Linked DNA regions of Homo sapiens: region 1 is linked to region 2. Evidence: chromatin loops called from intact Hi-C (ENCODE). Cell type or tissue: heart right ventricle. All regions are shown on one strand. Each heading gives the region's core, and the rest is flanking DNA. Links, peaks and the distances in the headings are about the cores only.

The links. A loop is a pair of places that touch in the nucleus more often than their neighbours do. Peaks named below come from ENCODE experiments on the same cell type or tissue, not always from the same donor. Only the 100,000 strongest peaks of a DNase experiment are listed, where the experiment ranks them.
Region 1: a loop joins it to region 2, with 2.7 times the contacts of the local background. A loop is called at or near these places in 22 of 110 quality-filtered maps.

The regions. Positions count from the first base shown.
Region 1 is chr4:54,090,339-54,093,247 of GRCh38, reverse strand. It overlaps a transcript of CHIC2 not described here. Among named protein-coding and RNA genes, the nearest start is that of GSX2, 8.4 kb to the left of the region's middle. RefSeq lists an enhancer at 1-224 and a silencer at 1,811-1,910. In heart right ventricle, for the core only: no CTCF peak of the experiment used is centred there; DNase peaks (open chromatin) are centred at 1,100, 1,327 and 1,927; H3K4me3 peaks cover 1,501 bases; H3K27ac peaks cover 1,004 bases; H3K27me3 peaks cover 808 bases.
Region 2 is chr4:54,216,773-54,219,681 of GRCh38, reverse strand. No RefSeq gene overlaps it. Among named protein-coding and RNA genes, the nearest start is that of PDGFRA, 11 kb to the left of the region's middle. In heart right ventricle, for the core only: a CTCF peak has its summit at 1,693 (motif pointing right); a DNase peak (open chromatin) is centred at 1,831; H3K4me3 peaks cover 768 bases; H3K27ac peaks cover 607 bases; H3K27me3 peaks cover 1,148 bases.

The DNA.
Region 1 (2,909 bases), core at 288-2,787, 130 kb after region 2:
TCGAGTATATGACAATACTCGTAGGTACATTTTCTGAGCTCTCACTGTGTGGCAGTTCTTGAACCAAGAGCCTTGCCTGCATGACCTCATTAATCCGCACAACAGCCCTCCCAGATAAAATGCCATTATTTTCTCCTCATTATGTTTGCGGAGAACCCTATTTGAACTACTGAAGTTCAAAGACTGAACCAAGGTCACACAGCTAGTGATGGCAGAGCCTTTTAGGCACTAAGCAATACTAACCACCTGATAACACCTAGCATTTATTGAACACCTACTATATGCCTGGCAGTGGCTGAAGACTTTAATGCCTCCTTTATTTCTCACAGCAACCCTGTGAGGTAGGTGCTTTTATTACTTCCTTATTTGTTGGCTGTCCATTTGTTGGTTAGTGTGGTTGGTTTTCCTACATATTAAAGGTTCTGAGGGCCAGTCCAATGTACGGACTGAAATTAGAATGAGGACAGGGAACATGATTGTTTTTATTCACCTGTGCCCAGAACACAGTAAGCGCTGAAAAACATTTGGAGTGGATGAAAGCAATATTTTATTATTTAATTCAAAAGCCCTCTTCATAATCAATCCGTATGCTTGTTGACTGCAAACTGCTCCTGGGCAGAAACTGGGTCTGTTTTATGTATTCACCAGTGTATGCCAAATGTCCAGACCAGAGGTGACATATATTAGGATGGCAATTAATATTTGTTGAATGAATGATTCCTTATTTCAGATAGGAAACGGAGGCTCCGAGACAACGGTAAACTGGCCAAGGCCACATAGCAAGTGGCAGGGGGAGAATTCCAACCATAGTTTCTAACGCTGAGTCCCTTTTTCAGCCTCCTGCCCTGTGTCCCCGGGGCATAGGGACAGGGCGCGGGAACCCTGTGCTGCGCGGCCGAGGACGGTTGTAAGTCTGTCCTCACTCGCCCGCGTCCCACACCTGGGCGAGGGCAAGGGAGGCAGAAGAAATGAGACGCTGGAGAAGCCGCTCCGAGGAAGAGGGTAAACAAACAGGCTCTGGGGCTGCGCGAGGTGCTCTCTGCGCGACAGCTCCTACCCGGCGCTCTTGCTCCCACGGCTCTAAAACCTCAACCTACTCCCTTCCTCCAGTCTCGGTCTCCCTGGGTCTCCGCCTCTCTCTCTTCCTGGCTAACTTATTTCTCACTGGGAAACCAAGGAAATCTAAACGATCGCACTGACCCCACAGCCTCAAAACAAGCCCATCCGCAAAGGCCACCAAACACCCGCTCCCACACCAGGCACAAAGTCCTCTCCGCGACGGATGCGCATGCACGAGCGCGAGTGAGGAGGCAGAGTTAGCGTGTGCGCCTGTGCGCATGCGTGAGTGTAAGTGGGTAGGGAGTCCTTGAGTGTGTCTGCGCGCAAGCTCGTGTAAAGAGCGAAGGCGAGGTGGGGGCGAGTGTGCATGAGCGCGAGCATAAGTGTACTGTCAACAGTGAGATTAAGGTACGTGGGCGTGATGGTGTGTGAAGAGGTGAAAAGTGAATTAGAATGAGGGTAGGGAATGAGATTGCTTTTCCTTTTTTATTTTTAAATTATTTCAATAGTTTTTTGAGGAACAGGTGGTGTTAGGTTACATGGATAGGTTCTTTAGTGGTGATTTCTGAGATTTTGGTGCACCCATCACCCAAGCAGTGTACACTGTACCCAATGTGGTCTTTGATCCCTGTGCGCGGAGCTGTGTGAGTGAAGCGTGTTTGGGAGCATGGGTGTGTGTGAATATATGAGTGTATGAATGTGTGAATGTGAGGAATACGAGAAACTGGGGATGTGCACAGGGTGAGTGCGGTGTGAATGAGAGTGTGAGAACGTGCGTAGAGAGAGCAGGAGTGTGTCTGCGTGTGCCCGGCCCCTGGAGCCCCGCCTCCCCACTAGGCACGCCTTCCTCTTGGTGGGGTGCGCTACGGGCGCAGCCCAGTGCCTCTGTCCGCGCAGACCCGCTCTGCTGGTCCTGGAGCCTGGCGTGGGCTGAGGCTTGAAACTGGCGTCACTCAGCGAGCCAGAAAGGAGTGGGCGGGAGTGTCTGGGGGGTGCGCTGTCTCCCCATGTAGAAGCCTGGACACTCTAAGCAGGAGGGGCTCTGGCAGTATTGCCTCGAGGTCCTCCCTTTCACCTGCCCCCAGTATTGTTCACCCACCTGTGGATCATCTTTATGTTCATGTACTCAGGGAGCACCCATGGTGTGCCTATAGTATGCCAGGCTCTACTTGGGCTTGGGAAACCGTGAGAACAAGATAGCTTAGATCTCATTTGTTTTGGAACTTCCACTGGGCCTTTTATTAATGTGTAACCAGCTTGCAAAATGCCAGTCATACACAAGTTTTGTCGCCTCTGTCCTCAAGCAGAGGGGCATGGAGATTATGAGACAAACACTGATCGTAATAAGACGATGCATTGAAATCAGTGCAAATCCATTTCATCTCCAACCCAACCTCACCCTTTCACTGCACCACTGAGTTTGGGATTGGGTTTAGGAGGTCCTGGATGTGAATCCACCTTCTCTCTGACCATGGAAATAATAATGACCCTCTTCTCACAGGATGGTTGTGAGCATTAAGTGAGTTAAGCCTGACATCCCTTGGCACAACGCCTTGCACATACTTAGCACTCAGTATACAAACTATGACGACGTTGATGTGTGATGACGTTCCCTGAGTCTGATGGAATGTTGTGGGGAAAGAGGGAGGATGCGTTTGTGAGCTACAAAATTTAAGGGATTATTTCTGGATTTAGGTTAAATTAGGCCGGTTGTGGTGGCTCATGTCAATAATCCTAGCACTTTGGCAGGCCGAGGCAGGCAGATTACTTGAGGCTAGAAGTTCGAGACCAGCCTGGCCAATATAGTGAAACCCCATCTCTACTAAAAATACAAAAATTAGCCAGCGTGG
Region 2 (2,909 bases), core at 315-2,814:
CGTTGACAAAGAAATGTAGCTCCACGAGCCAGGAGATGGTGATTCCTGCTTGACTTGGGATCTGAGTGGGGGAATTCTGGGCTTCTCTCCTCTTCGCTGCACTGTGGTTACAGATGTGCACTGGCCACCTGGGTGCTAATCTCAGCCCTTCACCTCACTATTCCTGAGTCTTTAATCAGGTATTTTTTTCTGCTTATAATCTGAATGAAGGGTTCCCTCACAGCCCTAAGATAAGAATCAGGCCAGGCACGGTAGCTCACGCCTGTAATCCTAGCACTTTGGGAGGCTGAGGCGGGTGGATTACCTGAGGTCAGGAGTTCGAGACCAGCCTGACCAACATGGTGAAACTCCGTCTCTACTAAAAATACAAAAATTAGCCAGGTGTGGTGGTGACCTCCTGCAATCCCAGCTGTTTGGGAGCCTGAGGCAGGAGAATCGCTTGAGCCTGGGAAGTGGAGGTTGCAATGAGCCGAGATGGCACCACTGCACTTCAGCCTGGGTGACAGAGTGAGACCCTGTCTCAAAAAAAAAAAAAAAAAAAACAGCACCAGCTCTCCTCTGCTGTCTGTCTCCTCAGCATTTACCCCCCTAGATTGTATCAGTTGACAAATATTTATTCAGCACCTCTTATACCAGGCACTGCGCTAGACTCTGGCATGCTGTCATGGACAAACAACCAACCACGGAGCTCAGCTTTGGACAGAGGAGACAGACGGAAAACAAACCAGGCCCTCATTAAATGGCAGGCGTGACTAGTGCTCTGTGGTCACCCAGTGCTGTGGGAGGCCATCGTCACTGTGGGAAGCCCAAGCTGGTCTGCTGCCTCAGGAAATCTTCTCTGAGGAGGTGATATTTATTTATTTATAATTGAAACAGTGTCTCCCTATGTTGCCCAGGCTGGTTTCAAACTCCGAAAATCAAAGCCTAATTCTCCCATTACAGCCTTACCAGTGCTGGGATTACAGGCATGCGCCGCTGCACCCCACAGTAGGTGATATTTAAAGCTTCGTGCAATTCTGAAGAAAGATGCCATATTCAGCTATTATTTTTAAGTCATTCAGAAAATGTATGTTGCATAAGAAGTTTGTGTGTAGGGCAGGTACAAACATAGCAAAGTACACTCCTCTGCCTCTGGAAACGATAGTTTTTATGTCCCAAAGGAACTGTAATGATCTGATATTGAATCAAAAAATGACTGAACTCACTCAACTAAGAAATTGTCTTTGTTCAAAAGAGACAATTCAGTTCCCCAAGGATAGGCTATCATGAAATTTGAATGTAACTGAGACTCCAGACTGGTGACATCTCCAAATCTGATGCTTTTCTGTCATCCTGGTGGAGTTATCTTGGAGCGATAAGAGAACTGCGTGCTCTCATCCCGCTCCACGAGCTAATGTTTCACAGGCTGACAATGACAGGGTGATTGCCTTTGATTAAAGCATATTTTCAATTATCCCTTGGGTACTTACAGCCTGTTAGGTTTGCATTGTAAAATGAACCCAAGGTCCTCCAAGGATCCACAAGACGGTCCAAAGTCCTTATTGTGTGTGCATTTGGTTAATTATTGGATTGCTCAAAAACGTAGTCATGAATTGACTTCACTGCGCAGTAGATGTCTAAATGGTTAATGCGGATTCCTCCTCGGAGAAAAACCAGACCCGTCTTTAACCCGCCTGCAGTGATTTCTAAACCACTAGAGGGAGCAAGAGGCCACCTCAGAACTAAGTCCACCCTGGGCGAGTCCGCATTTGGTGACTGAAACCAAGCCAAGTGTTCCCAAATGTTCTGGAAAGGAACCAAGTCAGGGCGTCTCCCATCTCTAAGCCTCCCCAGGCACCCCTAAAATCTGGTGCAGTTCCAGGCCACTCCTTAACAAGCCTGAGGTTCCACTTGAAGGTCCGACGCTGTTTGGAGTCATCCTCAGGACACTGGGGCTCGTATGTCAGTGCTGGGGGAGGGGAGGAGGGAGTGATGCGATTCCAGCTGCAGCCGCGTCCATTCCACCGCGGGCCAGGCCCTATATAGGCGCACAAGTTATTTGAACAGGAAGAGGGACAAATATAAAGCCATGACCACACGGAATCGGGGCGCTTTACCCAAACTAAGAGATTTGGGGGGCGGGGCGGGGGGCTTCTTGGGCTGCTGTCTGAGCTGTCTTTAAGAGTAAGAAGAACCAGGCCAGGCGCGGTGGCTCACGCCTGTTATCCCAGTACTTTGCGAGGCCGAGGTGGGCGGATCACGAGGTCAGGAGTTCGAGACCATCCTGGCTAACATGGTGAAACCCCGTCTCTATTAAAAATACAAAAATTAGCTGGACATGCTAGCGCATGCCTGTAATACCAGCTACTTGGGAAGCTGAGGCAGGAGAATCGCTTGAACCAGGGAGTCAGAGGTTGCCGTGAGCAGAGATCGAGCCACAGCATTTCAGCCTGGTGACAGAGGGAGACTGTGTCTCATTAAAAAAAAAAAAAAAAAAAAAAAAGTAAGAAGAACGGGCCGGGCGCGGTGGCTCACATCTGTATTGCCAGCACTTTGGGAGGCCGAGGCAGGCGAATCACTTGAGGCAAGGAGTTCGAGACCAGCCTGGCCAACATGCAGAAACCCCGTCTCTACTAAATATATAAAAATTAGCCGGGTGTGGTGTCGCATGCCTGTAGTCCCAGCTACTTGGGAGGCTGAGGCACAAGAATCGCTTGAACCTGGGAGATGGAAGTTGCAGTGAGCCGAGATCGTTTCACTGCACTCCAGACTGGGCGACAGAGTGAGACTCCGTCTCAAAAAAAAAAAAAGAGAGAGAGAGAAGAACGACCAGTGGTGTGTTTCTTCTAGAGGGAACTGCATGAACAAAGGCATAGGGACAGGAGCAGGGAGAGGGGTGGCCATGAACTCCATCAGTGGCTGCGACTGGT